Linked DNA regions of Homo sapiens: region 2 is linked to region 1. A link is an interaction called in ENCODE POLR2A ChIA-PET data of the cell type or tissue named here. Cell type or tissue: A673. All regions are shown on one strand. Links, peaks and the distances in the headings refer to the core of each region. The heading gives the core; the rest is flanking DNA.

Region 1 (5,389 bases), core at 244-5,243:
TTTTTCTTATTGTGTGTTAATTCCCTGCCTGAGTCATTCTTTCTCCATAAAGGGCAACCATATTTTTTACTCTTGGACTCCATCTTGATTACATTAGGAAACGAATACACCAAGAGTTGTAAGTAGGAATATAGCCTGTGTGTAGGAGAAAAAGGAACTAGATTAAGAAATCATTTCCACAGTTATTAAAATAACCAATATTTACAAAATCCTCATTTACATAAAAACATCATTCCACTTAGAAAACTGTCTAGAATCTTACTAATACAGTTGCAAACTTTGCTTCAGAGTTCTAACAGGACTGTAGGGGCCAGTCATCCTTTATTGCCAGTAAATTATAACACGTTTTGCTCATCTGCTAGAAACATGTTTGTTGTCCACCTAGAGTAGAATCTGTCCTGCACTTTGCTCTCCTCCCCATCACATCGTTGTCTAAGTGGTTATATCTTTAACACCTTCATTTCCGTGATTTTTAGTCTCTGCATCTCACAGTTTAAAAATCACATTTATTTTATTTTCGTCGAATTTTTTTTTCTACCTGCTATATTCTTGAATGAATTTGTTTTATCTTACGTGTACATTTTGATCATATTTGTTCCCCTAGGTCATGATAGCATCTTTGAAATGCTTATAGTTCTTATATTACAGTGTGAGCCTGTTTAACTATACACTTTTATTATTATAGATCTATGGTGTCATTATAGTGAGTTTCTATTACCTACTTCTGTGTCTTTTTGGTTGACCTAATATTTAATGGTTGTTTTTTTTTTAGGTCTTCAATAAACTCATCAGGAGATATAAGTATTTGGAGAAGGCATTTGAAGATGAAATGAAAAAGGTAAAAATTCAAATATAATGCCTATCTGTTTTATAGTAATGACATGGGGGTGGATAAAAATTTTATAAGTGGCCGGACACGGTGGCTCACGCCTGTAATCCCAGCACTTTGGGAGGCCGAGACGGGTGGGTCACAAGGTCAGGAGTTTAAGACCAGCCTGGCCAAGATGCTGAAACCCTGTCTCTACTAAAAACACAAAAATTACCCGGGCATGGTGGCATGCACCTGTAATCCCAGCTAACTGGGAGGCTGAGGCAGGAGAATTGCTTGAACCTGGGCAGCAGAGGCTTCAGTAAGCCGAGATCACTCCACTGCACTCCAGCCTGGGCAACAGAGCAAGACTCCATCTCAAAAAATAAAATAAAATAAAATTTTACATGTACAATGATATTGCAGAAGTGCCATATATGTAATAACATGTATGTGAAACACATAGTGAGTTTTTAATACATGTTTGGTAAATAAGTATGAAAGATCATTAGCTAATAGCTATAGGAAGAAATATGTGATTATTCTGGACTTTTTCCATTAATATTTAATGTAAGACAGTGTGCTTTGTTCAGTAAGAATAGTTTTACGGGCTATAACCTCTGACCTTGCAGAGATTAAAATGAAAACTAGATAAAGTGATTTAAGTAGTTAAAGCCTATGGAAGAATGTAGCACAGCAGCTAATGTTCAGCAAAATTCTTTAATTGTATGCAGTTTAGCAAAGGGAATAAAAGCACCTCTTTGGAGATAGAGTATATAGGTGTAATTCTCAATACTCTTTCTCATCAGTGAAATCCACAGTAGCATCTCCTTAAAGATGTCCTCTTTTGAGTAATTGCATGTTCCCTCTTCCAATTTGTAACTCCTGTATTTATATATGGCACCCACTACCTTTACTTGTTTCAGATTTGTTTGTTACTTTGTCATTGCTTCCAATTTTAGATAACTATCTAAAGTAAAAAACCAAGTGAAAAAAGTAACCATAACATATACTTACTTCTTCCCTACTTACTTACTCTCCCCGCTCCTCCCCACCTAACTGCACCCCACCCCACCCAGTTCAAAGTGGTTCTGTGTATAATATTGAAGAGCAATTTGGCAATAGTCATTAAAAGAAATGTTTCTTACATGACCCATGACCCAGCCGTCATGAATTTATAAGAATCCATTAGCATGGATATATAAAGCTATATGTATGAAGATGTCACCACAGTATTGAAAAATAGCCTAAATGTTCATTGGTGGGAGATGAAGACTGTTTAATTAAATTACAATCTATCTATACAGTGGAATACTATGCAGTCTTTTATACTTGTAGGCATAACTACATGTATTAATAAGGGAAAATGCCCATGACAAATTAAGTGGAAATGCGAGGTGCAAAGCAACCATTTGGTAGTAGTTTGACCTGGGGCAAATTACTTAATATCTTTGTACCTTAGTGTTCTTTTCTGTAATTGGAGATGGAGACTGTTGTAGGTATTAATACACATAAAGGGATCAGAAGAGTGTCTGGTCCACTCAACAAGTTTTAGCTATCATTAGCATATAATGCAGTAAAAAACAATATGTGTGTATACATGTAATTATGTTTTAATGTTGATTAATATAATTGAGCAATGTGGTTATTATTTTTATGATGATCTAATTTTTGTACCATTTCTATGTGATTAAGTATATTTTAAATGAATATGGTTATATGTGTGAGCTTAAAGAAGTGGTGTTAAAATTTTATTTTAGAGGCTAATTTTTATTATTCTCGTTTAAATGTTATTTATTTTTATAATGGAGGAAAAGGACAAATTGACATGAACTGTCTATATTTATGTTAGTTCTTTCATTCTTCCCCATTTCTGATGCTCCTTGGAACTTAAGCCTTTCAATCCCTCATTCCCTCACTCCCTGGCACTTACTTAGATGTTAACTTCTTTTTAATTTGTTGAGAATTTAATAGGTATAAATTGAGAGGCAAATGGACTGGTTTGTTTCCAGTTCTGCCACTTTCACATAATGTAAATAGTCTATAATATAATAATCCTTCAATTCTTGGGGAATAGTAAGTTAATATTTTCTTATCCCCTACACAGTTAGTGGAATAATCATGTCATCAGGGTGGAGACACTTAAGTCTCTATCAATGCCAGTGAATTTTGCATTGGCGCAAAATAATGGAAAATCAGCAAGGCCCCTGTGGTGATAGTGGCCCCTGAGGAATTTCCATGGCAAGCCTAATAACTGCTGAAATGGAGAAAGTAACAGTAGAATGTAGTCAAAGCACAAAGCAGAGGAGAGTCAGGAGAGAGAAGGGCATCCCACAGGGCTGACTACTCTTAGAATTTAATACAGGAAGTGGGTTTTTCGTTTTATTTGCTTTGAGCTTACATTCAAATTTTCTAGGGTTGCTACTTTTTTAGTTCCCTGCCTCTGGGGCAAGAGAATCTAAAAGTTTACCAAAAAAACATCAAGAACCTAGAAAACCCCTTTCTCCCTCAACAGTCTTGTTTTGAAGACTGTTGTATTCCGTGAGCTCAGAAAAGTATATATTAAATGTCAAAAGCTTAACTTCGACTCTTTCCTGTTTTTTTTTTTTGTTTGTGTGGGGCTTTTTTTTGTTTCTATGTTTTTGCCGTACAAATTCTATTCAGAGAAAATGGGTACATGTAGCAGGGGAAGAGGTAGTCGCCCAAGGAAGTGGAAAAACTTGAAAAACAATACATTTCAGAAAACATGTCCATCATGTATACTTAACTCTCTTGCATGCACATAGTCAAACATAAATCCATCTGTTTACATATCATCCAAATATCTCTTTTCCTTTCCATGAATGTTATCTACAGCTGTGAGTAAATTAACTGAGAAGAAAGGAACTCTGCCTGCTCAAGTCACTTTCCACAGCATCCAGTTTATCATGAAATGAATTACTATGCTTTGCATATGACCTTCTGTTTGTGTGCCACGTAGCCATGGATGTTCACAGTTTATCTTCCCACTTCAGTCCTTTGCTTCATAGACATGGTTCCTTTTTTTTTCTTTTTCTTTTTCTTTTTTTTTTTTTTTTTTTGACCCACAGCTTCTCCTCTTCCTTAAAGCCTTTTCCGAAACAGAGCAGACAAAGTTGGCGATGCTGTCGGGGATTCTGCTGGGCAATGGCACCCTGCCCGCCACCATCCTCACCAGTCTCTTCACCGACAGCTTAGTCAAAGAAGGTAACGAGGCTCCTGTTTTCTCGCCTGTCAGACAACAAAAGAAAAATAAAGTCACAGATAGTTAGAAAAATGCCAGTGGCTCTTTTTGGTGTCCTCTATTACTCATTCTTCATTTAAGAGAATATCTTTGTATGGGTGTATATTGCCTTTCAAATAATAAAAGGAGTGGACTTGTTAATTGTAGGAAGTTTGAAGGAAAAAATATGCACACCTGTACAAAGACATATTAAGAAAGACTAATAGCAAATTAAAATCTCATGGAAGACTTGATGCCTAGGTCAAATACCCCGAAATCGATCTGGTAATCTTTTTGCCCTTCGACACAAAATGGCAGCCTTTAACTTTCACCCCTATTATAAGAACAAAAACTGTTCCCCTCTCAAGGTCTAGAGAAACTGATGCTCAGATATTCATTTTGATTGCACTTTTTAAGATACTCATTGTCTCAGTTTTAGAAAACAATTTTAAGTCTGCTGCATTAGAAGGAGTCTTGTTTTAATTTTAAGGCATTAAGGGTTGGATAGGCATGCATACCATGGTTTGGTTATAGAATAAAATAAAAGTCGGCTGTTTACTTGTAGGAGGATAATGATAGTCAAATTACAATGCAACACAAAACAGTTATTTTTCCTTAAAAATAAATTAAAAGAGCTTTTGTGAGAACATCTGTTTCTTCTGAGAACTTAAAGTTTTCCTCCTACATATATGAAGTCCTAGCTTCATTCATGCCTATAGTGAAAGAAAGGAGTCATAGTTTTCTTGTAGCTAAGGAAAGAATAGTAAATTGAGAGTCAATTGGTCTTATTCAGAGACTCTTCCTAGTTTTTAGCTTAAAATCACTCAGATTTATGACAATTCAGACTCTGTAATTGTTAGATGTTATTAGTATTATGACATTTTAAAGTATTTCCCTGAAGAAAATTCACAATACAACACACATCTTATTTTTGCTATTAGCCATTTTGCACACAGAAAGTCAACATAGAATATAAATGTTAATCATTAATTATTTTAAATTATCCTAGCCAACATAACAGAAAATAATTGCCTTTCTAGTTTTTTTAAAAACCTAAGTGATGTCTGTAACTTCCTTTGTAATATATCCAAAAATTACGTTATTAGGTGGATAGATATCTGATAAAGCAAATACGGCAAAATATTAGTTATAGAAACTAGATGGTGGGCATGTGAATGTTCATTGTTCAATTTGTTCAACTTTTCTGTATGTCTGGAAATTATTGTAGTAAAATGTTTGGGGGGTGGTGAGGAGAAAAATAACTTTGCTATGGAAGTAACATAGTACCTCTGTTATATGGCTTTTCCTTAAACTCTGCCATCTTTTACAAACTAGAGGTT
Region 2 (5,389 bases), core at 188-5,187, 540 kb before region 1:
ATATGTACACGTGAACAGAATTTAAATCAAATGGCATAGCTAGCTCCACAAGTTCTGTTACCTAAGAGACATAAACAAGAACGGATATAAAGGGGCATCTAAGAGCTCTGCCACAGATACGGACTGGCTTCTACATTTGAACTAAAGCAAAATAATTTTCTTCTTTTCTTTAGTTTTAATTTTAGGTTCAGGGCTACATGTGCAGGTTTGTTACATAGGTAAACTTGTGTCACAGAGGTTTGTTGTACGTTATTTCATCCCCTAGGTACTAAGCCTAGTACTCAATCATTTTTTTCTGCTTCCCTCTCTCTGCCCACCTAACTTGTACATTAATTTAAATAATGGACCACACTTAATGTGAAACAGTTTCCTCTTTCAAGAATAAAGTTCTACATTATTGTATTAAAGAGATTGTGCAGGAAGAGAAAAACTTTATTTACAATTTGAGTTGCTTGGTAATTTGAATATAAATGCTGATAAAACTTTTAGATGTTGAGTTATTCTTGGTCAAATAGATCTTCCAAAGTAGTTCCCACTTCTTTAAGTAAAATCTGTGATAAGGGTTTTCCTAGGTTTGTATTTACACACTATTATTTTAAATTCATTTGGACACTTTCATAGCCTATTGAAAATGCAACACCTAAACTGTAGTATAGATCTGTAATAATTCTCCCCATGAGAATAATATATAATTTAAAATTCTGTCCTGTGTTAAATTCTAATGAGGTATTAATCAATTTTGCATTTTTAGAACACTAATGCGTTATAAAATAAATGGCACAAAGAGTAATGAATCTCAATGCTAGTTCACCTATAACTTACTTTCTTCATGTCCAAATAAAGTTTGTAATAACAATTCACCAAGATGATTTAAAGGTGAATAATAAATGCCAGAAATAAATCAAGAACAAAATAATTATAGTAAAGACTTGTAACTAGGTAGGGTTGGCAGTTTTATACTGTATTCAAAGCTCACAGTTGACAATGTTGGAAAAAGAAAAATATATTTTATCGTCTTGTATTTGGCTGAGTTATTGCAAACAAGGTACTGAGAACAGTTCCTGGCACAGAGTAGGCAGTACCCAAAGTCTGCATCACAATCATTACCACCATCACCATTATTATCACATCTTAGAAATAAAACAAAAACAGAAAACCTCACCTGCAGACAATTTTCCTCTCTGGGAGTGAAGCAGTTGAGAGTACAAGAGATGAGACCATATGTTTCTGGAGATTTACAAGGTGAACATTTCCACCATTCAGGAAAGGTTTATCACAAGACACTCAAGGAATAAAAAACTTACCTTTGGCACAACAATGTCAATATTAAAGTCAGTGGAAATACAGGGCAAAGAAAGGGAGGCAGTGAAATCTATGAAGAGATGTATTTAAGCCAAGGGTAAGTAGGATAATAAGTATCCATAGAGACCAGTTTATGATCACCTGGAATGAGGTACCAACAAGGTCACTGCCTGTACAACTGCTACTCATTCCTCAAAGGAATCCTAAAATGCTGGATACCTAATTCTGACTGAAGAAATATTAATAAAGTCTATTGCTCTCTGACAGGGGAATGATGGAGATATTGGTTTCTGTAGTTATGTATAAAGCACTAGTGTACCAAGTATCACTCTCTCTCAATGGTAGCACAACACATTAGCAATGGAAAGAGCAATGGAATAAGAAGATACGGTTAGATGTTTAAACTGTAAAATGCAGGGCAATTTTCAGAAAAGACACTTCTAGAGGGGTACCATCTGGAAAAGTATGGCAGTTGTCCTGCCAAGTGGTAACCAACACCTCAACTACATTGGTCACAACAAAAACAACAACAAAATAAAAGAAAGGTGGGTAATGTCAAAAAAACGGAATTAGAATCCAGAACATTTGAAGGGGTATATTAACAAGATGGGGGAACAGGAGGTCCTCACGCTGAATTCGTCTACAGAAACAAATATTTGACAGGTATCTACAGACCAAAGTGCCTATGTAAAGCTTTGGAATTCAGGTAGAGGGAAGGAAATTCTAGTGGAGCCAAAGACCCAGGAGGACTGCTTTAAGAAGACAGGCTTATACATTGATGACAAGCCCACAGACCTTGATACCAGCTTCAGAATAGAAACAATGTTGTTCCTGTATGGAGCAGGCTCCAGCCCCACTCCTCCCCAGTCCTGCCAAGAGCCCCTTTCACCAAAAATCCAGGGATGCGCCATGCCCATTCATGCCTGCAGTAACAGGGCCTGCAAACCTTAGGCCCAACTGAAGTTCCTGAAGCAGTACTGTGACCTGACTTCCAGCTCCATTCTACTTCAGTCCAAGGCAGTCCTACCTGTCTAGAGACATGCCCAAGGGAGCTGGGAGAAGTCATATGCAGGAGTTCAGTCAGGGTGGTGGGAAAAGTTGTAAGAAAAAGTTTTAGGGAAAGATGCAAGCCTTCTTGGAAGGCCAGAAGGTTTTGCAAAGCTTCAGGGAAGGATGAGCTGAAGGCAGCTGTTCTTACCCTGGGGCTTAGGGCGTAGGTACAATGGAATGTAGAGGAGTTTATCTAAATAGCTTGTTTACTCAAGTTGTCCTAAAACCGACCTTTGATCATTCACATGCAGGACTGCTCTCTACTGGGTGGGGGGAGTCAATGATATTTATTCCCCACAAATTGTGTTTGCTCCAAGCCTTTGTCATTAAATCTGTACTAAATAAATGCGAGCGGGGCTGGCTGATGGGGGCTGCATTCTCAGCAGCTGCACTCTCTCAGCGGCTGCTGGACTCTCCCGTCAACAGTGCAGAGCTAAGCAGTGTGGTCCTCTAGCTGCGCTGTCAGGTAAAATACCTGTGTCAGTGTACTTCTTTCATCTGTTGCTCGGCCAGACTCTGTGGGACAGACTCGGCAGTGATACCTATAGGCATTCCAGGTAACAGATGTGCCAATCTCAGATCCAACTTTAACCTCTGAAGTAGAACAAGCCTCCAGGCTTATCTTGGCCAGGAGGCTGTTCTACCCACCCAGTTATCCAGCAGGAGTCAAAACCATAAGTGCCCCAGGAATTGGCCTGCCAACCTCAGACCTGACTGCTGTCCCTGAAGCAGCATAGTGACCTAGGCTCCATCCCTGTTCTACCATAGTCTGGAAGCAGTTCTACCTATTTAGGGACATGCCCAGGCAGAAGCATGCTCACAAACCTGAAGGAAGCTACACTAATCTGTGCCCCTAGTAATAGGCCTGCCAAATGCAGATATGAGTGAGGAACCTGGCACAACCATAGGACCCCACTCCATCTCACCCAAGTACAATTCCAGAAACAGTCCTACCAGGTTAGAGAAGGCCTGTACCTGCTGAAAACAGTCTATAAAAAATGAAAGCACAAACACCAGTGCAAGGTTATACAAAACATGAAGAATGAGGCAAATATGACACCATCGAAAGAAATTAATAAACCCTCAGTAACCAATGATAACAAAATGAAAATTCATGAATGACTTGACAAAGAATTCAAAATCTTTAAAAAGCTCAATAAGCTACAAGAGAATGTGGATAAACAACTTAATAAAACTAGGAAAACAAGATATGAGGAGAATTAGAAGTTTAACTTATAAATAAAAACTATCATAAAAAAAAAAACAGAAACCTTGTAGCTGAAGAATATAATCCCTGAAATAAACAAACAGAGATCTTTAACAGCAGACTCCAGCAGAAGAAATAATCAGTGAGCTCAAAGACAAGTCATTTAAAATTACTCACAGGAAAAAAAGAAAAGAAAAAGATTTTTTCTTTTCCAATTTGATTAATGAAACATCATCAAATTAAGCAGCATATTCATTAAGGGAGCACCAAAAGAAGCAGAGAATGAGAAATGGTAATTAGCTTTTTCAAAGAAATAATGACAGAAAACTCCCAATGTCTCGGAAGGGAATTGAACATCCAGCTCTTCAATGTAAAAAGAACCTCAAGTAAGTGGAATTAAGAGGTCTTCACCCAGTCACATTACCATCAAATTGTGAGAAGTCAAAGACAATGAGAGAATTTTGAAAGCAGCAAGAGAAAAGTGAGTAGTTAAATACAAACATCCATATGACTATGACTGGATTTCTCAGCAGAAACCTTTCAAGCCAAGAGAAAACGGGAAAATGTAATCAAAGTACTGAGAAAATAAATTTTTAAACCTCCAACAAACCAAAAAAAAAAAACCTACCAACCAAAAATATTATATGCAGCAAAGCTGTCATTCGAGAGTGGAGAGATAAAGACTTTCCTTTATCTCTTTATCTCTTTATTTGTTCTTTCCAGACAAATAAAAACTGAGGAAGTTCATCACTACTAGACCTGCCTGACAAGAAATGCTAAAGGGAGTTCTCCAACTTGAAACAAAAGACACTAGTTAGCAAGATAAAAACAAATGAAAGTATAAAACTCACTGGTAAAGATAAGTATATAATCAAACTCAGAATATTAATATTGTAATGGTGATAACACAAATCACTTTCAACTACAGTATACAGTTAAAAACAAAAATATTAAAATTAACTATAGCTATAATAATTTGTTAATGGATACAATATATAAAAGATATAAACTGTAACATCAATAACCTAAAATGCATGAGAAGATGTATAAAAGTGTAGAATTTTGTATTAATCCAAAGCGAAATGTTATCTTAAAAGAGACTGTTATACCTATAAGATGTTTTATGTAAGCCTCATGGTAATCACAAAGATAAAATGTATAATAGACACACAAAAGATAAAGAAAAAGGAAGGCAAGCATACCACTATAAAAACTCATCAGATCACAAAGGAAGACAAGTCAGGGAGAGAGGAACAAAGGAATTACAAATCAAGTCAGAAAACAATAGACAAATTGCAGTAGTAAGTTCCTACCAGTCTGTAACAACTTTAAGTGTAAAGAGATTAAATTATCTAATCAAAAGACATAGGGGCTACACAGATTTTAAAAATAAGATCCAATTCTACGCTGCCTGCAAGAAACTCATTTAGGAACTCATTTTCAGGGTGAAAGTGAAAAGATCTGGTAGTTTTGAAAATGGGAGTTCCTCTGCACAAGCTCTCTTGCCTGCCTGCTGCCATGTAAGTTGTGCCTTTGCTCTTCCTTTGCCTTCCACTATGATTGTGAGGCCTCCCCAGCCCTGCAGAGCTGTGAGTCCATTAAACCTCTTTCCTTTATAAATTACTCAGTCTTGGGTATATCTTTATTAGCAACATGAGGATGGACTAATACCCTCACCTTACCTTTCAAAGATGCAAAATCCCTGGCTTCAAGGAACGCATTTCCCTGATGCAGGCCACATGCTTTACCTCTATCCCTTCTATACACTCCCAGGGATTAACCCCCAAAATCAAATCTCCCATCAGTAGCCTGATATAATTATGTGTGGTT

What was found. Peaks named below come from ENCODE experiments on the same cell type or tissue, not always from the same donor. Only the 100,000 strongest peaks of a DNase experiment are listed, where the experiment ranks them.
Region 2: POLR2A ChIA-PET joins it to region 1 with 5 read pairs; 2 of 35 experiments call an interaction of 5 or more read pairs at or near these places.

Annotation. Positions count from the first base shown.
Region 1 is chr7:16,682,008-16,687,396 of GRCh38, forward strand. BZW2 (basic leucine zipper and W2 domains 2) reads left to right here. Exons shown (of 12, transcript NM_014038.3): 5 at 773-838; 6 at 3,898-4,033. Among named protein-coding and RNA genes, the nearest start is that of BZW2, 39 kb to the left of the region's middle. In A673, for the core only: no CTCF peak of the experiment used is centred there; a DNase peak (open chromatin) is centred at 3,074; H3K4me3 peaks cover 524 bases; H3K27ac peaks cover 1,607 bases.
Region 2 is chr7:16,142,038-16,147,426 of GRCh38, forward strand. The region is part of intron 9 of CRPPA (CDP-L-ribitol pyrophosphorylase A); the gene reads right to left. Among named protein-coding and RNA genes, the nearest start is that of CRPPA-AS1, 66 kb to the right of the region's middle. In A673, for the core only: no CTCF peak of the experiment used is centred there; no DNase peak of the experiment used is centred there.